3 separate regions of the Mus musculus genome follow, and regions 2 and 3 are each linked to region 1. Evidence: chromatin loops called from intact Hi-C (ENCODE). Cell type or tissue: heart. All regions are shown on one strand.

Region 1 (8,000 bases):
GAAGAAACTATTGGTGGGCCTTGAGGAACATCAGTATTGTCTTGTCTGGCATTTTCCTCTGAGAAAGTCACTGCTGGTTTATCAGACAATGAAGGATTAATTTATTAATTTTCTCATGTAAAAAAGGTATTATTTCAAGGGGTGGGGCTGAGGGGAACAATTTCCTCCGGTGGGGTAAACCCTTGAGAATCTGAGGATTCAAAGTTCTCAGCTTCAATAGGGTCTTCCCACATGTCCCCATCTCAAGTTATAGGATCCCATTAATTCTTTGCCAATTAATGCCCTTCCTTTAACTGCTGTCATTCTCTGCGGCTGAGACTTGACTTTTTGCTGTAATTCAACCAACCTTATAACAAGGGCTTCTGTTTGATTTTCTGCAACATGAGCTCTATGGCTGCTGGAGAGAAGATTCCCTTCAAGGGCACACTTAAAAACCTTTAGAGTGTTTATGTGCATCTGGGGCCAATACATTCTTATCATATAGCTCATTCTCTTCCTTTATCAAGTTGTCCAGAGATACTAAGAGCAACAAGCCAGCAAAATCATTTCTCTCTCTCTCTCTCTTTCTTCTTTTGGCTTTTCGACATAATCATTTATCTTATTTTCCCCCAAATTATAGAAAACTTCTTATACTGGGTCACCTAATTCATTACCAGTCACAATTGATTGATCAAGATCATCAAAGGTATTTGCTTCTTTAAGTTTGAAATACAGTTCTCACCACGGTCCCTCCATACTCTCTGAGCTCCCAGGAGCAAGAGTAGCTGGAGAAGTTTCAGTAGCTAAAGGTGCTGGAAAGTTATTAAACCAACTCCAGAATCTTAAAAGATTCATCTTTAGATTTCTGCTTCTCTAGAACCAATCCTGGTACCCACTTCTTAGTCAGGGTTCTCTAGAGTCACAGAACTTATGGAATGCCTCTCTCTATTAAGGGAATTTATTGTAATGACTTACAGTCTGCAGTCCAACTAACGCAACAATGGGCAGCTGTGAATGGGAAGTCCAAGAATCCAGTAGTGGCTCAGTCCCATGAGGCTAGTTGTTTCAGCTGGTCTTCTGTAGAAGTAGGTTCCAACAGATGTGCTGGCATGTAAGCGCAAGCAGTCGAAGAAGAGTGAACATTGCTTCTTCCAGAGTCCTTATGTAGGCCACCGGCAGAAGGTGTGGCACAGAGTAAGGTGTGTACCACCACGCCTGGATCTGGGACTTGCTTTGTCCCAGGCTGACCTTGAACTCTGAGATCTCCTTGCCTTAGTCTCCTGGGATTAAAGGCATGCACTACCTTGTCTGGGTCTAAACTTTTCATGGTCACAGTGCCTCAAGATCTCCATGCCAAGATCCAGGTCAGAAACTTGTGTCTTCCAGCCTCAAGGTCTGGTTCATAGGTGTGCCCTCCATTTCTGGATTGTAGTTCACTCCAGATGTAGTCAAGGTGTCAACCAGGAATAGCCAGCGCACTGCGACTTTTTCACTAGGCATGTTCTTGGGTTAACCCATGCCACCATACATAAGAAGCACATTTTTCTTTATCAGTTGGTAGGTAGTACTTTGGGGTTACTTCAACGTTGGGGCTGAGAAACATTTCTTTGAATAGCCATGCACTAGTTACTAGATAATAGTCATGCTCTGGTTCTCGTAGGCATTCATTTATGGGTGGGATTGCTATATGGTGACTCTATAGCTTTCTGAGGAATTTCCTGACATTTTACCTCAGTAGATCAGGAAGGGTTCTCAGTTGTTTTCCAACTTCACCAATACCTTCCTTTTTTCCTTCCTTCCTTCCTTCCTTCCTTCCTTCCTTCCTTCCTTCCTTCCTCCCTTCCTTCTTCCCTTCCTCCCTTCCTACCTCCTTCTCCTCTGTGCATGTGAAATCACCATTACTCAAGTTTTTGTTGGTGGTGTGTTTCCTTGTACTGGGAAGAACACAGCCTGGCTTTCTTTTGCTATGCTAGATTCTAATCATTATTAAACTCGGATGCCAGAGGCATGCTCAGCAAATACCTGCAGAGTGAGCTTGGAGACCCAAGAAGATGTTCCTTGTTATTTCCCTTCTCTAAGCCCCGGAACGACAGGGGCTGGCAGCTGCCAACCCACACATCCACGAGAGTACCACGGGATTGTAATAACTACACTGTCCCATCCCGGGGTATTTAGTAGTCTCACCTGGGAAGCTCCCTGCACGGAGACCAGCAGGATTTCTCATATAACCAGCATGGAATGAGAAGGAAGAGTCTCAAGTCAGCTGGCAGTCTAAGTGGTGTTGGGGTGGGAAGGGGGAGGGGGCTTTCTGTTCTAAATGCGTCTTCTAAGAGCCCGTGAACACTGCCTAATGAGAAAGCCATTCGTTCTGCCTGAAAGTAGCGGAGAAACAACAACAACAACAAAAAGCAAAACAAAAGTTCCTTTACTGGAAACAGATGGGCCACATCAATTATACATTCAGGAGAACACAGAAGAGGCCAAGTTGTCATGTACCCGAAACAACTCTATTTAGCCAAGTTCCTACCGGGAGTTCACGGACCGTTGAGAATCTCTTGCCCGGTTCTGTTTTTATTTTTCCCAGTGTGCCAGGTCTTGGGTTTGTAAGGTGATGGGAGAGAGGAGAGGTGGTTGTTTCTTGATTTCCTGGGGCGCACCATCCTGTAGATAAAACATCTGTAAAAGAAAAAGACTCATGGATGATGTCTTGCTGACAGTGCCTCAGAGGTCAGGAGCAGGTGAACGAGGGTGGAGTCTCCACCTCCGCCCTTTGTCAACATTTTACCTCAGGTTTTGCTGCGTCAGGAGTAATCTTTCAGAGCCTCCTAATGGCACACACTTCCATCTTTGTTTTTCTGTTCTCTCTCCCTCTCCCTCCTCTTCTCTCTCCTCCCTCTCCTTTCCCCCCTCCCTCCCTCCCTCTCCCTCTCTCTCTCCTCCCTTTTCTCCTCCTGCCCCCCCTTCCCCCAAGTGCAGTGCAGCCCTGGAAGACCTCTCCACAATTGTAGGATTTCAGCTAGGAATCCATTGTTTATCCCATCTTCTCCCTCATGAGGAAGGTTTGCTGAGTTACAGTCCCCGTCTGACTTCAGTAAGCACTGCCTCTGTTGGTCATTTTCCCTTTAGAAACATAGTATATATGTTCATGACCCTGGGAGGGTCCTGGATCTCCTGTCCTTGGAAAAGAGATGCCTTTGGGGCAGTTTTGGGACAGCACCCCTGACCTTGTGTGAAGGAGGTTAAATGTTATTATATAGCAGGGAAAACAGAAAAGATAGAAAAAAAAAATAACATACTTATCATTGTCCAAATATGGCCTTCTTGAACTCTCGGGGCTATTTCAACACTGTGGGGAAATTCCAGAAATCTCTGCCTACAAATATTTCCCTCACCTTATCTGCCTTTGCTGAGAAACCAAAGATAAGCTTGGTATCAGTAAATACGAGTGTCTGAAGAAGAACAGCTCCAGCTCCGGGGGCCCAGAGTGCTGTGCCCAGCCCTGTATCCTTGTCAAGCCCCTTTCAGCTTTACCTAGTCTTCAGCCACATGTTAGCCTCCAGTGGTTTTTCACGTTCTGGTGAACCCCCATCCATAAAATTACTTTTGTTGTTTCATAATCTAATTTTGCTACTGTTATGAATCCTAATGTAAATATTTTTGGAGATAGAGCTTTGTCAAGGGGGTCGCGACCCACAGGCTGAGACAGCTACCCTAGTGCTTAAGGCTGGGTGGTGAGATGCTGGCTTGCTTTCTACGCGGAGGTGCAAGATCCCTGAGCCCTAAGCTGAACTACTTGGAAAAGAAATTCTGCCCGTGGAACGCACGGCTTTTATCTTTGCTTTTCTTGGTCCACTGAGTCACTGAGATAGACTCAGCAGACCCCAGTTTATACTCATAGTGCCAAGACAAACATCCGTGGCTCTCCGTCCCTCTGTTTGTGTACATGACTAATCTTACAGATTTCGCCCAGCTGAGCTCCTCTGCTTTTGACCAAAGCGTACACTGAGAACTTGACTATAGAAATAAAAACAGAATCATGTACAGCCAAGCTGCCCTAGAACACTTAACGTGCCTTTTCTTGGCAAAGTTCTTTTAACTCTTCCGGATAGCGTTTTGAGAGGCATTCCAAAACTCGGGCAGAGTTCGAGTTTCAGCTCTGATTGTGGTATGTTATAAAATTAGGCAAGATTGTAGGTTACCAGGAATTTGGACCTGCGTGATTCGCGGGTTTACTGGGATGTGAGTCTGGGTGTATCCAGCCTGGGTTGTTTATTTACGCAGAGAATTGAAGGAAGAGTTCAGAAACATCCTGTTACAGGATGTGCGGATGGGCCAGCCTGAGTTTGAAGAGAGAGGAAATCTGGAGAGACTCGTATCAGCACTGCCCTCTAGTGGCTGTGTGCAGTTTTAATGAATTAAAAAAAAAACCCTTCCAGTTCTCCCATTTACCTTAGCAAGCTTCCAGATCGTGTATGGGGAAAGACAAAGGGACAGGAAGGTTGACAGAGTAGCAGGGAACAAGGAAAGTTAGTAAGGATTGTTCAGCACAGGGAATCTGAAGAGATTCAGTGAGCCTACTCCACGCACAGGACACACAGGCAGGCAGGCAGGCAGGCATACATGCCTGCGTTCATGTGTGCGCACGCGCGCTCCGCCCCCCCCCCCCCCAAGTTATTCTAGCTAAAAATCTTTATTCAGGATGGACTTAAGGGCTTTCAGCTTCCTTCCAGCTCTTTCCATGCTTAGGTGAGTCACTGCGGCCTGAGCATAGGAGCCCGGGTTGCTGGTTAGACCAGGATCGTTTATTGAACTTTCTAACCCTCCTCTGCGTTGCCTTTAGGGCTTTCTCCTGTCCTTGCACTCAGCTCCCCACGGAAGAGCTAGTGGTCCAGTCCCTCAGGTGCCTGAGGAGCGGCCAGGGTTAGAGTTGCCTCAGCCCTTAGGGAATGTCAGGAATGCTGAGACTGTCTGGCGCTGCTGCTTCTCAGACCCCCGGGGGAAAGGAAGTTTTGGATCAGAGCTGTGGAAGGAGCAATCTTTACCTCTGACCACAGTTACCTAAAGATGTGGCACTGACCCTTCTACCCAAGTGTCGGTTGCCGGAAATCCCCTTGTCTGTTCGTCTGGAAGCAGAGGTCTCTGGGAAAGGCTGCATAGCAAACTATAGATGTGTGAAATTATTTGACATTTCATTCCTTATCCTGAGATTTCAGAGTCTGAATGAAAATGGGCATCTTCTTATGTCATGCATTGGGGCTCAAATGTTGCATGCTCTATCTGGTTTGCTAAGCCAAAGAACTTTTGCTAACTGTTTTTTTTTTTTTAATAGAAAGGGAAGAAAAAAAAAAAAAAGCCAGGGACTGGCTCCCAAGTGTCACCACACAACAGTTGTTCTGACTCTCCGTCCCCAGTCTGAATTTGGCTACATTTGTGTCTGCGTTTAACTCACACAAGTATAAGGACAGCCGTCAGAGGAGCCAGAAACTACATCGAGAGCGCAACTGCTTTCGCAACAGCCTTTGTGACAACTAGAGTCGCTCAAGAGAATGATTTCTTTTCTGAGATGGACTCTGGGGCTCCACCCTTCTCAACTCAGCCGTTGTTCTACAATATATCTGGCCTTCGATGGAGACTTACCGTAACCTTCAAACACCACAACCTTATCACAGCTGCCACCCTGTCCCTTCTGTTGCTTCCCTGGAAACCTCTGTGGAGGGGCACTTCTCCTTGTGTTCAGGAAGTGCAAACATTAACATAAGAGCAGTTTAGTGAGGATATTTGCTTGCATCTGGGTACAAACATGAAAGGGTTCCCCCCCCCCCCGTAATTGTTACTAAGTGTACTCTGTCAAAATTCTCTGCCTGCCACTTGCCATAAGCCTCCTTAGTGGCACCTCAGCTCAGTGCCCTGGATCCCGAAAGTCTTAAGGCTGGCAGTATTCATTTTCAATGTCTAAAGTCAGTTGCTTTCAAAGTCTCTGCCTCCTCCTTCAAAGAGGTAGAGGTGATAATCCTTAGTATTAGCACCCCCCCCCACTTACTCCCCAGCCCAACCCCGACAACACTTGCTATAGGATCTGAAGGCTCTTCCTTGCCCTAGAGAGGCTGCTGTGTTCTCTGTAGGGCGTAGCTGCTTATTTGACCAGTGTTGACTACGTGGCTCTGTTTCTTTGGAGTTTTACATAGAAAATCTCATGTCTCTGGCTTTTCCCCCTCTCCAGACAGGGTTTCCCTGTGTAACCCTGGCTGTCCTGGAACTCGGCTCTGTAGACCAGGCTGGCCTCGAATTCCAGAGATCTGCCTGCCTTGGTTTCCCGAGTGCTGGGATTAAAGGCGTGTGCCCCCTGAGCCGGTTCATGTGCTGGCTCTTAGGAGGACTATACCACATATCCTTGGGGATGCTGAGTCCCCGAGGTGCGGTGATCTGCTTCGCGCCACGATACGTGCTTAATTGAGAAGCTTGTTGACTTAAACCCAGCTACCTTCTAGCCTTCTTTGTAGTTGATAAGAGCTATAAGAAACCCTTTGGTTTTTGCTACTCCAGAGAGTATCCAGTCTGGACAGCTGGCACATCCTCTGCACGTTAGCTTGTCTCTCCGGCTCCTCCTTCTGGCTCTCGAGGACCATGTGCTGGCTCAGTTCAGAGATGGTGACTCTTTCCTCTCCAAGTCACTCTTCACTCCACAGCTTGGTGTTGACAGTGGCGAGTCACATCTCTATCACGGCCTCGTCCTGTGGAGGCCTAGCCCAGTTCTCTCCAAGCAAGAAGGGACTTTGGCAGGGACTCCGGCTACTCTGTAAATTGCATCATTTGTTTTCTCGAAAGTTTTTCATCAAACAACTGCGTCTACAGAAAGGTTGACTTCCTGCAATCCCCGTTCCTCAGATCTGCGGAGTTCTTTAAACATGGACTGTAATGCAGAGTTTTATGTTGTTCTTAGTGATACTCAGTATACAGTATATTAAAGTGGAGGTAACCCAACAGTAGTAAGTGTCTATTCAGGGGAAACTAGACCCCCTCCAGATCAAAGGGACGCCAACTCTCTGGCTGTGGTAGAGACCAGATAGTTCAGTTGGGTCAGGTCACCACTGCTCTTCTAAAAAAGGCAGGACCACCCCAGGAAGGTAGACTCACCTCAAGTCATTCTTAAAACAAAAACAAAAACAAAAACAAAAACAAAAAAAACAGAAGGAGGTAGAATAATTATCCCTTTAAAGGCTACTATTCTTTTCTTTTCCTTCCCAGAATTCCTGCTCCCTAGTTCGGTCCCGGCCAACTTTGGGCCTGTCCATCTTTCTCTAAGATGCAACTTTTCTGCTTTCTCTCCCCAGTTTTTATTTGGGATGTTGGTCAGAGCCTAAATCTGTTTCTTCTGGTCCATTGGGGTATAAGAGGAATGTCTCGTCTTCCTATGGCCTTTAAAGTCCCTATTGTTCAGTGGCTCTCTTCATTCTCTCTTTTCCTATCTGGGTCTTCGTCTTCCACTGTTGGAATAGAGCCTACCTTTCTACAGTACTTCCCTCCTTTCTGGGGAGGCAGAGGAGGAGAGGGAACATCCCTTCCTAGCATCTCCTTCAAAGGAGATTGTGCGAACATTCTAATAGCGCTGGCTTTTGTGTCCTATTGATCTAGTTAGACTGGTATGTCCATCTGAAGATCAGACATCAGTGAGGGAACTGGGGCCTCATGGATGCTACGGCATCTTATGGAAGTTACTAAGGAGACTGTGATCATGGACACAACAGCCCACTTCCTCTCTGGGAGCATGGTTTGTCACATTCTGCGATATTCTCTTGTACTTGATAAAAGTCTGCTATTTGTATGCTTTACCTCAGATCTCCTAGCCTTGTGTGAGATCCAGTGAAGGAACTAATAACAGACCACTCACAAATTCATTTAAATACATGTAATTTAGTGCTAAATTTAGATCCTTGAATTCGTCTATGGCAATTGATTCAATAGGAGTAAAGGTCATTATGTCAGAGTTGATTGGAACACATTTCTGTTCACTACTGTGGCCA
Region 2 (8,000 bases), 280 kb before region 1:
TATGCCATTTGTATAAAGCATTTTTATTTGCAGTTGGTGTGGAGCACGTTCCTTAAATCAAAGAAGCCAAAGTCCCTAAAAGATGAAGCATTGTGGGGCTGGAGAGATTGCTTAGTGGTCAAGAGCAGTGGCTGTCCTTGGAGAGGTCCTAAGTTCAATTCCCAGTACCCACATGGCAGCTCACAACTGTCCTGTAACTCCAGTTGCAGAGGATCCAATACCCTCAAAAACATACATGCAGGCAAAACACCAATCTATGTTAAGTAACTGATTTTTAAAACGCAGCATTGAGCCGGGCAGTGGTGGCGCATGCCTTTAATCCCAACACTTAGGAGACAGAGGCCAGCTAGATCTACAGAGTGAGTTCCAGTAGCCAGGTCTATACAGAGAAACCCTGTCTCAGGAAAACAAAACAAACAAAGGCAGCATTGAAATGTTTGTGTTTTCTGTATTGCTCTCCTTTTCTCATACTTGTTTTCCATTATGACTGTGAAGGTAAGGACTTCACTTTGAGCGAATTAGGGACACACCAGTTAGTGAGATGTGAGAAGTGGAACCCCTGTGCTCCTCTTCATGGGATCTTAAGCTTTTCAGAGTCTCTCCAGTGACAATCAGCACTTGTCTTCTTTAGCTGACAATAAAAAGACTGACTTGGTGACTGGTCCTTAAATATTTTAATTCTGTCAAAAGATCACAAAATATCGAAAGTCTTTTACCAGTCTAATTTTTCTTTAGTCTGTTTACATATTTATTCACTCACCTTTTGTTGGGTAGAATAGCCTCTGGTTCACAGGTCAAAAGCTTTGGTCCTTCACATCCCACTTAGCACCCTGCTATTTTCCTTACATTTGAAACGCAGGTGGTCTGTACTTAAAGGGTTGTTGGTTAGTTGGTTAGTGAAACTACTTCCCAGCTTCTGCTCTTCATCCCTCCCACATAGAAATGCCATCCATATGGAGAGAAAGCAAACGTGGGTCTTGGTCTCCAGACTGCTCTTCCTCCTCTTCCAAGTGTAGGATACCGGGCCGCTCTCTGACTTTCTAAACCTAAGGTCTGGAGGGCTATTTCAGTTTTGCTAGTTGGCAGTTACTCACCGGTAGACTTTTACTTATAGCATGTGATTATGCCTGCATTTTAGCATGCTGTGTAAACACTGTCAAGATTTGTAGGGTTATGGATAGAATGCCTTTGGCTGGTCCTTACTGGCATGCCTAAAATGCAAGAGTGGCATGTTGGAGTTTAGCTTTTTTATATACAGTCTTAACTTTTTCCTCCGTGCCAATGGTTTTCAAGTCAATTTTCAATTCCCATTCTTCTACAGCAACCAACTTACTAATTTAAAATGTATTATAATGATATAATGTAATCTTTAGCTAAAAGTATATATCTTTAAGTAGTGGTGTATGTGCAGATGTAGTCCCTGTGGCTATAGGTTAAAGCTTCTTTGTTTTCACAAAACATTTCTTTAAGGAATCTTTACTGTTCAGAAATTTTTTTTGTAATTGTAACTGAGTTTCATAATCTTTTTTAATCGTCTATTAACTGTTTTTCTTGTCTTGAGAATGAATAGAATCTTTTTATGTCATTGTAATATTCAGCTTTAGTTTTAAACCATCATGAATTTCACCCTACAGTTCCAACTCAAACTCAGTAGAGATACTGAGCACTGTCTTTTCATTGACCCCTCTATTCTGTTAATAATGTTGTCAATGTCAAGATGAAGTTAAGGATTTCAGTTCCTTCACTCACTGTCCCTGTGAATGTATGTCCACTCAGACGCCTGGCTTTTCTTCAGGACTACCTTTGTATTACTTCTTTTCTTTGCTACTTTGATTATCAACCTGTTCCAAGCAGTTATATTTTTATCCTGGCATTATACTAACAATTTGTCTTTCCATCTTTCTATGTGCATGTATGCATGCATGTATGTTTCAGTCTGAGATGCGTATGGATTTTAGAAAGATCTTAGCACTCCTGTGTTGTGCCTCTCCTCAGTGTAGGTTTAAAACTCCCCGTCATTAGCTTATGCTTCATGGCTGTGGGATTGGTGACGTTGAATCTAGATCTTTACTTTTCTATTTCTATGCTTTTAGTTGTTTCTTTCCCTCCACTAAAATACCCTTACTTTCTTTACCAGCTCAGTTTCCTGTAAGGTTCCATCCAACTGCCAACCGCTTTGAACCTGTATAGCTGAGGTAGCGAGACTGCGCTCCTCTGGGTTCTCAGTACTCAGCGTACTCATGCTCCGGCCGGCCTTGTTTAAAAACACTTCTAATAGTGTCTAGAAGCTCACATTCCAAACTAGAAGAGCCAGGACCATCCTCCTATATATTTATGTCTCCAGGGGGTCCTGACACACTAACATTTTTACTGAATTGTTTTATTTCCTTTTTATAAATAAGTTTCATGGTTATTTGTATACATATTTGAAGACTGCACGTCCAGATATTTAGAATACTGGTCCAATATTATAGAACCTGTCTTTTTATGAAACAAATGAAAAACTTGGAAGTAGATGTTAAGTACATTTCTTTTAATTGGTAAAGTATTTCTAAGTAGCGTCCCCTTCTATTAAAAAGTCCTAAATCCGCGTCTAGTTTTGGTTAAGTGCTAGAAAATGCATTCAGTTAACAACTTCATAAGAACCTGAGGTAGATTCTGTAGTGAAATCCAAGGTTAAATGGTCAGTGTTCTTTTGTAATTTTACAGTAATACCCCCCACCCCGTTTCCAACTAGACAGACTTGCAGATAAGCTTAATATTAAATCATTGTGCTCTTAAATAAAAGTTGCATAAACTTGTAAGGGACTCATTGAAAGCCTCTTTGTAAAATGTAGGAATAGTGTAGTGTAGTTTTTCCTTAAGAAGCAAAGCATTAGACATCAAAAGCAGTTGATTTCGAGTTCCTTGTTGCAGAATAATTCAAGTGCTATCTATGAGCAGTCTTTTTTAAACTGAATGCATTTTCAGTTTTTAACTTTTACCTCTTTTATTTTTGTCATTAGATGTTACAGTTTTAGAAGTACCTATTAGATTAATTATAAAAGTATTAAACTTAGTGTTAAAAATGTACATGAAATTGTTTTTCTGTATACCTTTCCTTTAGAAAAGCTGTGATACTTCATGCTAATAATGGCTCATAGAAGAACTTTTTATTGAAATCACCCAGAATCCATTTTTAAATTTATTAAACAAATCTCCAAGGCCACACTGGTCCCTTCCTTCACAATAAATTGGTAGTGTAGCCATATATGGGGTGTGCTGCTCTGCAGAGCACTGCACTGCAATGCTTAGATAGATCGGCTTCCCTGCACTTGCTGGCCCCGTGCTTCCTGGCAGCACTTCTGTGGTCTGACTTTGAAGTGTCATAACCAAGACTGTCTTTCATGAGCTTTAGCTTCAGTGTGATTGCAAGCTGTGACTGAGCATTTTCTCAGAGCCAGGTAGAAGCAGCACTGGGTCGCCCACAGGAAACGTGGGCCATCCTTCTCTTCCCGTGTTTCCCATGCTCTGGTCAGTAAGAGAAAACATGTTTCAAAATCTAAAGGATTCTGAATAAATGGCTTTTAGAAACCTTTATTAGGCATACGGACATCTTATTCCTACTATAGAGTGTTATTTCCTGGCACGTCCTAAAGGTGCTGCTTTCGTTGCTTTGGAGTCTGTTTACACATAGCCATCTTTTCTTATACCTTTCTTCTGAAAGGATCGCTTTCCACAATCACAGTGAATTACAGTGAATGGCAGTTCTAAAGCAGTCTGCGTGCAGAGCCCAAGCGTTAGCTTCGGTCCCCAGCCCACAGCCTTTTATGTAGTCCTAGCTGCCCTGGAGCTCACCATGTAGATAAGGCTGGCCTCAAACTCAGAGATTCTCCTGTTTCTGCCTCCTGAGTGCTGCGAGTAATGGCATGCCACCGTGCCTGGTACCCTAACTTAAGCCTGAAGAAGAAAAGCAATTTTAAATATTTTGGTGATTGTATTGATGATTACTATTTGAGGATTTTCCCTGTCAATCAGCTAAATGAAAAAGCACGAACAGATTTTTTTCTTAATCTATTTTTGTTTTAACTAATACTTGAGATTTTTTTATGATAATTAAAATCCAATAGTAATATGTTTAAATTATTCTAGAATTCAAAATTATCCTAAATTTTACGAAGTGCTAAGATTTTTTTCTGACCATTAAATAAAGCATACTTGATTTTGTTTTGTTTTATTTACAAAGGAAATTACTACAAAAATATTCCTTTTTTTTTCAGAATATAGAATCTAGCTTTCATTTTCATTTTTCTACTAGGGACAGTTTATATCACTACATTTGCTATGTATTTATTTACTGTGATTTTTATACCTAAGTGCACATTCGGTGCTTGGCTATAAACTATAGGAAGCTCATATTTGAAATGTTAAAGAAGACGATCTCAGCTGGGCATGGACGCAGGCCTATCTTTAACCTTAGCCCTCTGGGAGGCAGAGGCAGGTGGATCTCTGAGTTTCAGGACTACATAGTGAGGTCCTGGTTCAGAAGAACAAATAATCTCAACTTGTCAACACTGTGCAGCATAAGTAATTCAATTTGTTTTGTGTACAATGATCATTGATATTTGTAAACAGAGCAATCAAAATACTAATAATATTATCTAAAGTGTTTTCTGAGCTGGTAAAATGAGCTTGTAAGTTGTTGATCATTCTTGACTCTAGTTGGGAGCCTCTTATTAACAAGAATATTAAGCTGTATTTTCATTCCATGAATTACAAAGTGTAACTGAGTTATAATTCTGGTCTTAATTTGAAAAAGATGAAAGGATTTTTTCATTTTGATAAAAATGTAAAATGTGATTTACTTATGGCTCATAATTGATTCTCTTATTTATATGAACATATTTATCTCAGTCACTAAAAGAACAAAATCTGTATTTTTGTTTTGCTCCATCAGCACATTTAAAACAAGTAGTTTGATCATCTGGTAGCATTTCATAAAGTAAGGAGGTAGCATCAAAATAAAGGGCAGTTGAGATTCCCATGCCAGTCTATAAAATTATCAAGATTGGCGACAGATGCTCTTTGTGCTTTGGTGAAGGTACAGTTGCAGCTAAGGATGAGCAGAGCCCATAACACTGCCCCGTGTCCCGCTTTTAGTAGGGCATGGTAGAGTACAGATGGTGGCATTCTATATCCGAGTTTAGGCACTGCGTCTCTTGGATACATAATAGGAAACAAGAAGAAGCTTATCTAAAGGGATTCAGAGGTTGGTTGGTGAAAGACATTGGGAACCATTGGTTCCATATTTACATGTTTCCATAAGTCTTTGTGCTTGTTGTTATCCTCTGGGAAGTGTTTCCCAGATTATTTTTATTAAGGCACTGCTCAAAGCACAGAGTGTGAAGTTTTGACCACTGAAGAACACTGATTCTCTGTACATTCTATACCATATGTTTAGCATTTATAGACTACCTGCTATTAGAAGTATATCTTATCTTCAGACAGAATAGAAAATTCCTTAACATCGTTTTCTGAATTGATTCTTTCTCTTAATTTTTCTTTGAATTTTATTTCAGTAGGTGCAGTGTCTTAATTTAAAAAAAAAAACTGAATATTGTAATTTTAACAGAGTTCAAAGAAAATGAACTGATAAGTTGTGTTGACAACTCTATCAAGATTTACAGCATTAAAAATGTATCAGAGGCAAGGTATAGTGACATACACCTTTAATCCCAGCACTTGGGAAGCAGAAGCAGGCCCAGCTCTGTGAGTTTGAGGGCTAGTCTGGTCTACATAGTGTGTTCCATTACAGTTGGAGCTACAGTGTGAGCTCTTGTCTAAAAAAAAGTGTCAGAAAAGCACATACCAACAACTTATGTTTAAGTATCCATTATCACAGTGCAATATCTGTACTTTAGATTTACTTTAGGAGTGGAATATACCACTGATCACCAATACACGTGGAGTTTGTCAAGTTGATGTCATCTATTTTAAAAATGAGTATCTTTTAACAAATCTTTTGTATTCATTTAGGAAAGGATTTCTTGGTAGCATAGCAATAAAAGTAATATATACATTGTAGTGGTTCTAATTACAGAGTCTTTTCTGAATGTTTTCATTATGGATCCTCATATGCCAGAATTTTCTGACCTCACTAGTATTTTGGGTGCTTATCTTTTCATTGTTGAGCTGGCTAGCCATAAAAAGGCAGGCTTCGCTTCTGTATTACTGCCCTCCATGCTTGGCTGACTCAAATGTTCTTTCATGGGTGGAGACATTCCACGTTGTCATGTGTCATATAGGCATTTCTGAAATGACATTCACTAGAAACCATGCAAAGCAGTGAAAGCATTTCTCTCTCAGCTGTCACCTTTTTAATCTATTTACATGTGTTGTGTGCTTGAGAAAGCGAGAGTCAGTGGACAGAGTCTTACCTAATAGAAAGCCTTAGCTTGAATATTACTTCATATTGACCTGATTGCTCTTTGGTTTAACACAGTCTCCTAAAAGAATTTAAGATTGCACAAACTGTTAACTTTCTGCAGTATTTGATAATAAAAGGAGATTGAATTTGATGAGGTGTGAATTTATGCCTTCTTATTTCTTCACAAACTAATACACATGTTTACATACACATTTACAAATCACTCTTATGTTGAAATTACATATGCACACACATATATCCTTCAAAATTGTTTTAGAGGGAAACATCTGTACTTAGAAACATTTATTGAACTTGTGGGGCATCAGTTCTAGAACATTTTTATGCATATCCTCTGTAGTGAAGCATAGTCACGAAAGTTACATTGTAAAATGTTGATCATTTGAAGTTGTATCTGGTGAATTAGATTGTGATAATAATGGTATCAGTAACTACATATTTTCTACAAAACTTATTTTAAAATTGTTACTGCTTGAGAATTTTATACATGCACATAAGGTGTTTTGGTCAAATGCACCCCCTACCCTCCTCCCTGCTTCTCTCATCCTGCTATCCCTGTCCCATCCCAAGTTCATGTATTTTGTTTGCTAAATCCACCAAGCCCACTTAGTGCTGCCAGTATGCATGTAGGTAGCTTCCGTGAGTTCTTGTGGGCAGCCGTCCTATCAGGTCATGAAAGCACTGCTTTCTCTCTTCTGAGCCTTGGGAGGAGGAAGTCTGATAGAGATGTCCTACCATAGCCTCTTATCCCTGCACTTGACTAGTGGGTTTCTAGATTGATTGCCATCATTGCAAAACAAAGAGTTGAAGAGATAAGAACTTAGGGAGTTGTTTAATTCTATTTCCATTTAGCAGGATAATAATATTGGGTTCTTCCCTGCGGCCTGTGTCCTGATATCCATCCATGGATTCCTGGACCTGTTAGTGAAGCCAGGCATGCGTTCTGTCTTGTGGTGCAGACTACTAAGCTTATTTTAAATTAGAACAGGATCATAAAGAGGCCCTCAGAGTTTAGTTAACTCTTAGCACAGTTTCCCCCACTGGATGTAGATTGTTTCAGAATGTATAATGAATCTACTATACTCTCTTATCTGTGTCCTAGGTTTTCCATGCAACAAGTCACTGTTGCACCTGACAGTTTGAATATTTGCGTATATGTTTTTGTTCCTAAACAAAGTTTTGATGCTTGTGTACCCAGATTTGGATGCTATATTTTCTTAACATTTTTAAAGAGAAGACGTGTTTCTGTATCCTTCCAAAGTACATTGGGAAGTCTAAACAAAAATGTAGCTTCTGTCTTTTCCTTTAAAAATGCCTATTACAACTTAATCTTTTCAGCCATCATTTTTCACATTAAAACGTCTAAGCTCACTGCATTTATCTTAGACATGAGAAGAAGCTATAGGTAATTAAAACAGCATAGAAAAAAATAGATGTTTAGTGCTAAACATTCTACCTCTTCAAGCTAGTCTAGTAAACTCACGTTAATATGAGTATGTGATTATCATAAATGGGATCATCCTTAGGTTTTTGGTATATAACCTATTTTAAAAATTGCACATCTTTGTTAATCAGC
Region 3 (8,000 bases), 140 kb before region 1:
GTTGGCCCCAAACTAAGAAAATTCGCAAGTTCCAGTTGAAATGGAACAATGAGCTTCACTGTCCTGTAATTATTAGATTTTAAAAATATGTACGACTGGCACAAAATCGACTTGTTATAATTAGGCATAATAATAGATTCTCTGGGTATTAGGAATTTTATGTATGAAAGCTGTTTGGAAAGAAAAAAAAAAAAAAAAAAAAAACACTTGTGGCTTTTTTTGCTAAAGCAAGTCTATGCAACTTAGGAAACCGAAGTCTGAGGCCCGGGCTGGTTGCTTCGCTAAGCATGTCTGGTAGGTTGAATCATCAAGAAAAAAGGGACTTGGAACCTTCTGGCGGGCAGGCAGGCATTGGTAAACGCCCTGTGCACAGCATATGGTTTAATTCTCTCAAAGACCAGAGATCATCACCACTTTACAGCGGAAGACATGGAACTTGTAAGCTGAAGGCATCAAGACATCCGCCACGAAGCGGGCTAGCTACAGCGAACGGCGCTTGCCCAGCATGCACCGGGCCTGGACTGGCTCCCCAGCTCCTAAGGGAAACCCAAAACGGCCAGGGATGAACGGTGTCCACCTTACTGAAGCTTCAAGAAATCAACAGAAAATCAGGTGTATTTCCTCCCAAACCCCCTTTCTGCCCTCTAGTCTCTTGAACGTTGAACAAAAGCATGCTGAGGCTAGCCTGGCTTGTTGGTGCACACCGTTAATCTCAGCACTGAGGAGGCAGAGGCAGGCAGATTTCGGAGTTCGAGGACAGCCTGGTCTACAAAGTGAGTTCCAGAACAGCCAGGGCTATTTAGAGAGACTCTGTCTCACAAAAGCAAAACGAAAACAAAAGCCATCCTGAAGGTTGTTTCAATTGTCCGATCCGGCAGGTCTTCAAGCCGTTTGGTGAAGATTTTCATGAAGAGCTTAATATTCCTGACGTGAATGACGGGTGGTACACATCGATCTCGTCTCTGATCCCACCCCCACTGGACATGAGCTGTATCCGTAAGTGTTTATAGTAACTCTTGACCCACCAATCTGAAAAACACACCTCTAGCTGATTGTTTAAAAGTTCAGGCACGAGCCGGCCATGTGACTGTGTGCCTGACTTTGACTCCCACACTGGGAAGACAAAAGCAGATGGCGGCTGTCAGATGAAAGTCAGCGTGGGATACATAGAGAGCTTCAGAACTGTCAGGATGACATCGTGAGACATAGTGGCGGGGGGGGGGGGGGAAGAGAGAGAGAGAGAGAGAGAGAGAGAGAGAGAGAGAGAGAGAGACTCAAAAACAAACAAACAAAACAAGAACAACAAAACAAGGGAGGAGCAACTGGAAGCACAGCTATCCATTGATTTACATGAGGGTGGGGCAAGGCTTGCTCGGCATGGGCGTGGCATTCCGAGGACACCTTTCAAGAGTCTCGGTTCTCTCTCCAGTGTGGGTTCAGAGATCAAACCCTAGTCATCAGCTCTGGGTTGAAATGTTTAACTAGACCCTTGAAGTAATTTTCCAGTTCTTGCTTAGCCAAGCTCGTGCAACCTGTTCAAGCATCACCCCAGACCTTCTGTTTGGCCATAATGGTGTCTTGTTTTCCTGACCCCTTTCTCTGTCCTCCTGTCATTTGCTGCATGCCTCTCTGTGACTGTATTTTGGTTTTTGGTTGGTTGATTGGTTGGTTGGTTGGTTTTTCAAGGCAGGGCTTTTCCGTGTAGCTTTGACTGTCCTGGAACTTTCTCTGTAGATCAAGCTGGCCTCCAACTTGCATCGATCCCTATGCCTCCGCTCATGAGGGCTGGGATTAAAAGCAGATTTCTGAGTTCCAGGCCAGCCTGGTCTACAAAGTGAGTTCCAGGACAGCCAGGACTATACAGAGAAACCCTGTCTTGAAAAACAAAACAAAACAAAACGCCATTTTCTGTAGCTTGTCTGTTCCCTGCATAGACTGATCAACAGCTTGTCCTTCCCTGTCTGCACCCTTGTGCACTTGCGTACTTAGTCATTGCTGTCATAATCGTTCGGGAAAGAGCCTTGATGAGTGGGCCGCTTCAGAAGTCCAGCAGTTTCTACAGTTAATAACACCCTGAGCAAACAAATCATTTTATGATTCACACCCTTCATGACCCCTCAGGAGAGAAACACGGCCGTCAGATGGTGCGGGTGTGCACGTAATTGAGTATTTAGGTGTTCAGAAGCGGGAGTGAAAGGTTTGCTCTGGTCAGATCGTTTCTTTGATGTTAGGACAAGGGTTGCTTCACTGAGAGAAATGCACTTACATAAGGAACTTCAAACAGTTAAGAACCTCCTAAGGACTAAATTACGCACTTAATTCTAATTGCAGATATTTTCATATTAGGGAAACAATATAACCACAAATATTCTTTCACAGAATAGTGACTGATTCAGTAAGAAAATCAAGATCAAAGAGGTGAATTATTCTTAAAAAAACAAAACAAAACAAAACAACACACGATGGTAGTTTTAAGCACATGGAACTTGGCGATTAATTTTTACAGAAACCATACAGAATTGTACTAGGGAAGAGCTTGCTAGTCTGGTTTAAGAATTGAGTGTAACAAATAATTTTGGTTTAAATACAGTTTTTAAAAAAAAAAAAACTTTTTTTTTGTTTTGTGTATTGGGGTGTGTGTGTGTGTGTGTGTTGGGAAGGACGGGTGACACATTTGTGTGGAGGTTCAGAAGACAGCCTTGTGGGATCTGTTTTCTCTGTCTATATTTATGCATGTTCCAGATATCAAACATAGGTCACACGTACAGCAAGCATTGTTTAATCTACTGAGCCATCTCATAGGCTCTGTGTATGCGAAATTATTTTGTTTTTCTGACAAGAAGAAATATTTTAATGAAAAGAGATAAAGATGTGGCTAAACCAACAGTCAGTCTCTTTCTCTTTATTAGAGAAAAGTATTGTTTTTTTTTTTTTAAACCTCCAACACCGTGAAAGGGAAATGATAAGGACCTGATTATATAGAGATTACTGCTGGGCATAGCTCTCAGTCCCGCCACAAGGTGGCGCCAACAGGCCTTTTCAGCCTCTGCGTTAAACTATAGTTTTTAAAGACGCTCCTTGCGCGCGCACACGCACACGCACGCGCACACACACAGTATCCACCTGTTAAAAATCCGTGTTCCAGCCGGGCGGTGGTGGCGCACGCCTTTAATCTCAGCACTTGGGAGGCAGAGGCAGGCGAATTTCTGAGTTCGAGGATAGGACAGCCAGGGCTATATACAGAGAAACCCTGTCTTGAAAAGAAAAAAGAAAAAAACCGTGTTCCAGTCCACACTTTCCACGCATCTGACAACTAAGATTGGATAATAATATGCCTGACACAACCGGTCAAGAGTGCTGCTCTGGCAAATTACTAGATACTTAAGGAGATACTTAACGGTTGAAAATCTTGGGAAAGCAATAAAAATATAAAACACTGTGACTAGTAGGGAAAAGAGAGAACCCACGGGCCTGGGCCTGAGGATGAAGTGCGTTTGCTCTGATCCTGAACCCACAACCCGGGGCCTCAGCATCCTCCATCAATCACAGCATTCACTTTTCTTTGTTTCTTGGTTAATAAAAATGACAGACTGGGATCAGAGGAGTTGATTTTAAATCCCTTAAGTAAAAAAACAAAAACAAAAACAAACAAACAAACAAACAAACAAACACCAAAACCTTTTGTTGCTGAAGCCTACAGAAGGCTTCGGAATTGTAAGATGGAGTCAGAAGAAAACATGGCATAAGGAAGGGAAATGGGGCTGGATCCTGGAAGAACAGGGAACATATACACACAGACAAAAACAGAGCCAGCAAGTCGCATTTATGTGTGTGTGTGTATGTGTGTGTATGTATGTGTGTATGTGTGTATATGTGTATATATGTGTTTGTGTGTATACATGTACATATGTGTATATGTATATATAAGTATGTGACATATATGTGTGTGTATATATGTGTGTGTGTGTGTGTATATATACACACACACACACACATATAACAGTCATTAAAAGAAGCCTCCAACTGGGAGGGGTTGGAGGGAGAAAATCTAAGAGAGAAGTGATATATTTTAATTTAAAATATATATTTTCAAAAATTAGGTGCTGGAGAGCTGGCTCAGCAGTGCATGGCACTAGCTGCTCTTTCAAGGGCCCAATTACGATTTCCAGCACCCATAAGACAGTGGCTTGCAACCGTCTGTAACTCCAGTCCAAAAAATCCAATGCCCTCTTCTTCTGGTTTCCATGGACAATAGGTTATACAGACATACATGTATGCTGAACACCTCTATACAAAAACACACAAAAATTTTAATTAAAATGAGTAAATATTAAAGTGAAAACAGAAAGAAAAAAATAATGCTCACTGACAATATCTGGAAAACATATTTCAAAAACCAAATTACAGCCAAATCAATAATAATAGTAATTTAGAGACCAATGAAGCATAAGATTACTGAGAGCTGTCTGTTCCAGGACTCTTTCATGTTTAAGTCTGTAGCACTAGGTCTTAGAGTTTAAGCCCTTTCCAACTTTTCTTGCCCAATTCCAAGACACAGGGACAAATATCTTTCTATAAATCACCTAGACATTGACCAGAACTCAGACCTTCTGTAACTAAACTTCTTGTAACTAAACTTTTTTTAAAAGATTTATTTATTTATTATATGTAAGTACACTGTAGCTGTCTTCAGACACTCCAGAAGAGGAAATCAGATCTCATTACAGATGGTTGTGAGCCACCATGTGGTTGCTGGGATTTGAACTCCGGACCTTCGGAAGAGCAGTCGGGTGCTCTTACCCACTGAGCCATCTCACCAGCCCTAAACTTTTTATTTTCAGGAAATTCTACAGTCACATGTTGGAGAGACAGAGAGAAACAGAGAGAGAAAGAAAGAAAGAAAGAAAGAAAGAAAGAAAGAAAGAAAGAAAGAAAGAAAGAAAGAAAGAGAAGGAAGGAAGGAAAGAAAGAAAGAAAGAGAGAGAGAGAGAGAGAGACAGAGAGACAGAGAGACACAGAGAGACAGACAGACAGACAGACACAGAGACAGAAAGGAACACAGCAGAATCCCAGGCAGCATCGCTCTGGTTTGCTCCCATGGTACCGTGCAGCCCAGGGCAAGATGACTACAATCAAGACACAGACAGCCCCACCCCACACAAGTCACTGAATTTCCCTCTTTCTCTATGCATTCTCTTATCGCTGGGAATCACTCATTTGTTACATTTCAGCCATGTCATTTCAGGAATGTCACATACTGTCATATACAGAGTGTGCTCTTAGGATTTTGTTTCCATGTGCAGCCTGGGGAATCAAACCCAAGACTTCCATCAGACTGCCAGGCAGGCTGCATGCCACCGAGCCGACCCAGATATGCGGATATATATATATATGGAGTACTCATGCACATAGACACACACATCCACTTGTGGAGGTCAGAGAACATCTTCTTTCAGGAATTGGTTCTCCGCTCCCACTCTGTGCTTTCTGGGGTATGTGTTCATCTCGCAGACCTGCTGCCTTACTGAACTAGCAATATTTGAGTGTCTCCTGTTCCCTGTCTGCTTATTCTCTAGTGAGGTTTATTGTGTAATGTGATGCCTTTCTTTCTGTCTTCCTTTGAGACAGGGTCTCGCTATCTACGTAACCATGGCAGGACTGAAGCTCCCTGTGTAGACCAAGTTGGCCTCCAACTCCTAGAGCTCCCCCTGCCTCTCCTTCCCGAGTGCTGAGATTAAAGGCGCGCGCCCTGCCACATCTGGCTCTTTGGTTTTTCTCTGCTGTTGTATTTGGGTTGTGTACATATTTTTACCGCTACTACGTGCAGTTTTAAGTATCTTCTACGATGCTGGTTTAATGGTTGTAATTCTTTTGGTCTATGCTTAACATGGGCAGTCTTTATTTCTCTTTTATTTTGAGGATTAATGTTGTATATACTCATCTTCACCAATAATTATTTTCTTTCTGGGCTTAAGATACATGACTCCATGTCCTCCTGTATTCTTGCAGTGATGTCTATTTCTGTTATGATAAGTGCCTTTCTAAGTAACTTGGCAGGCACCGTCTTGAGAGGACGCCATGCTAGGGAGTTGGAAACAAGAAACCACACACACACACACACACACACACACACACACACACGTCAGTAGCCAATGACACTATACCATGGTGGCCCAATGGAAGACAGTCACAAGATACAGCCACAGAGAGAGCAAGGGTTAGAAGTAGACTAGTGAGAAGTTTAAGCACCAGAGAAGAGGACTGTAAAGGGTGCGAGGGACCCACCTTCGGGCTAATGTGGAGACTGAGCGCTGAGCCCATAGCTGGCTGGTCTCTGCTGTCGCCAGCTTCCATTCTTCATGCTTCACATTTAGCATTAGATGATGTGTGGAGGTGAGTCTTCTGGTCGTGCCGACCTTCTGCTCTACATGCCTCTTGCCGCTTGATCGTCCTTTATTTTCCTTAGAGCTGAGAGATTAGGGGACCGTAACCTTAGTGAGTACATTTTCCAGGCCTTTAGTCTGTATTTTAAATTCCTTTTTTTTTTTTTTCTGTAACAGAAATTTGCATTGTAGGTTTGGTCTCTTAAATGTGGTCCTTAATGGTATGATCATAATTTATTTTTCTCTTTATGACTACATGAATCAACCTTGAACCTTGTATTAACTCCTCCTTATTATTTCATCTACCTATTGAGGTTTTTGTTTATTGGACTGATGGGGGGCTCGGTTCCTTGTGCTTTGATAGCGTTACCACCAAGGCTGCCGCGTTCTCCAGGTTTACCTTGTAGTTTTGGCTTTGACCGCCATCCTCTCTCACTGGGAAATGGGGCTCAGCCTGGGTCCTCTTCTGGTCTCCATTGTCTTTCTGCTTCTCTGAGCTTTATGGTTGGTTGGTTTGGTTTGGGGTCTGGAAACTGGTTTTTGTTTTCTTCCTTTCCAGATATATCTTTTAAAAGATTTATTTATTCATTTGGGTACACTGTAGCTGTCTTCAGACACACCAGAAGAGGGCATCGGATCCCATCACAGATGGTTGTGAGCTACCATGTGGTTGCTGGGAATTGAACTCAGGACCCCTGGAAGAACAGTCGGTGCTCTTAACCACTAAGCCATCTCTGCAGCCCAGATATACAGGATTCTGGTTCTTCCCACTGCTCCCTGCTTTCTCCTCTTTCACTGTTCGCTTTCTGCAGCTTTGGTTACATCATGTTTCCTGTCTCCTCTCTCCCTAGCCTTGCTGCCTCTCTCCCTAGCCTTGTTGTAATGTGCAGCTGCCTCACAGCCTCCTGGAAGCGCCACGTCTCAGCCAGGGCTTTAGTGAGTTCTCTAAACGAGATTCCAGGCTGGTAGATTTGATCCTACAGCAGAATTTTGAACAGAATGTAGAGAATTTAGATGTTGTGTAGAGGGCTTGGCCCATTTCCTTCTCACAGCCCCTCCTCCTCCTCCTTCACCCCCATTGCCCCCCCCCCCATACCACCCCCACTCCTGCCCATCCCCGCCACTACTTAATGTGTCTGCAATCCTCCATTTTCTGTCTGTGACATACTTTACCTAACTTTGACATTTAATTTAGTTTAGATTTCTCTCTTCCAGATATCTTCTACATGTAAGATCGTCTCTTGGGAAAATTCAGTGAGATTTACAGGAATGTCTGGGGTTTTCTTTGTATGTTTGTCTCTGCACATCCTCACAAGAGAGGAGACTGGCAGTTTCTCTCTGGTTTCTTGGGGTCACCTTTAGCTATCTAGATGCAAGCGGGGTGTTTGTGCAGAAGAAGTTTTGTTTGTTTGTTCATTTTTCATGTTTTCCTTCTGGAAATCAGAATGCATAAATGTAAAATCTTTCTTTCTTTCTTTCTTTCTTTTTTTTTTTTTTTTTTGGTTTTTTGGTTTTTTGAGACAGGGTTTCTCTGTATAGCCCTGGCTGTCCTGGAACTCACTTTGTAGACCAGGCTGGCCTCGAACTCAGAAATCCGCCTGCCTCTGCCTCCCAAGT

The links. Peaks named below come from ENCODE experiments on the same cell type or tissue, not always from the same donor. Only the 100,000 strongest peaks of a DNase experiment are listed, where the experiment ranks them.
Region 2: a loop joins it to region 1, with 3 times the contacts of the local background. A loop is called at or near these places in 6 of 42 quality-filtered maps.
Region 3: a loop joins it to region 1, with 7 times the contacts of the local background. A loop is called at or near these places in 35 of 42 quality-filtered maps.

What each region holds. Positions count from the first base shown.
Region 1 is chr10:108,441,935-108,449,934 of GRCm38, forward strand. All of the region lies in intron 1 of Gm36283 (predicted gene, 36283), which reads left to right. It overlaps Gm36440 (a long non-coding RNA gene), which reads right to left and starts at 2,872. Exons shown (of 2, transcript XR_380772.2): 1 at 2,765-2,872; 2 at 2,384-2,655. In heart, a CTCF peak has its summit at 4,366 (motif pointing left); DNase peaks (open chromatin) are centred at 3,867, 4,267, 4,897, 6,687 and 2 weaker places; H3K4me3 peaks cover 2,499 bases; H3K27ac peaks cover 5,025 bases.
Region 2 is chr10:108,164,707-108,172,706 of GRCm38, forward strand. The region is part of intron 1 of Ppp1r12a (protein phosphatase 1, regulatory subunit 12A); the gene reads left to right. Among named protein-coding and RNA genes, the nearest start is that of Ppp1r12a, 6.6 kb to the left of the region's middle. In heart, no CTCF peak of the experiment used is centred here; a DNase peak (open chromatin) is centred at 3,345; H3K4me3 peaks cover 1,118 bases; H3K27ac peaks cover 2,051 bases.
Region 3 is chr10:108,297,964-108,305,963 of GRCm38, forward strand. No RefSeq gene overlaps it. Among named protein-coding and RNA genes, the nearest start is that of Pawr, 30 kb to the right of the region's middle. In heart, a CTCF peak has its summit at 3,011 (motif pointing right); a DNase peak (open chromatin) is centred at 3,088; H3K4me3 peaks cover 344 bases.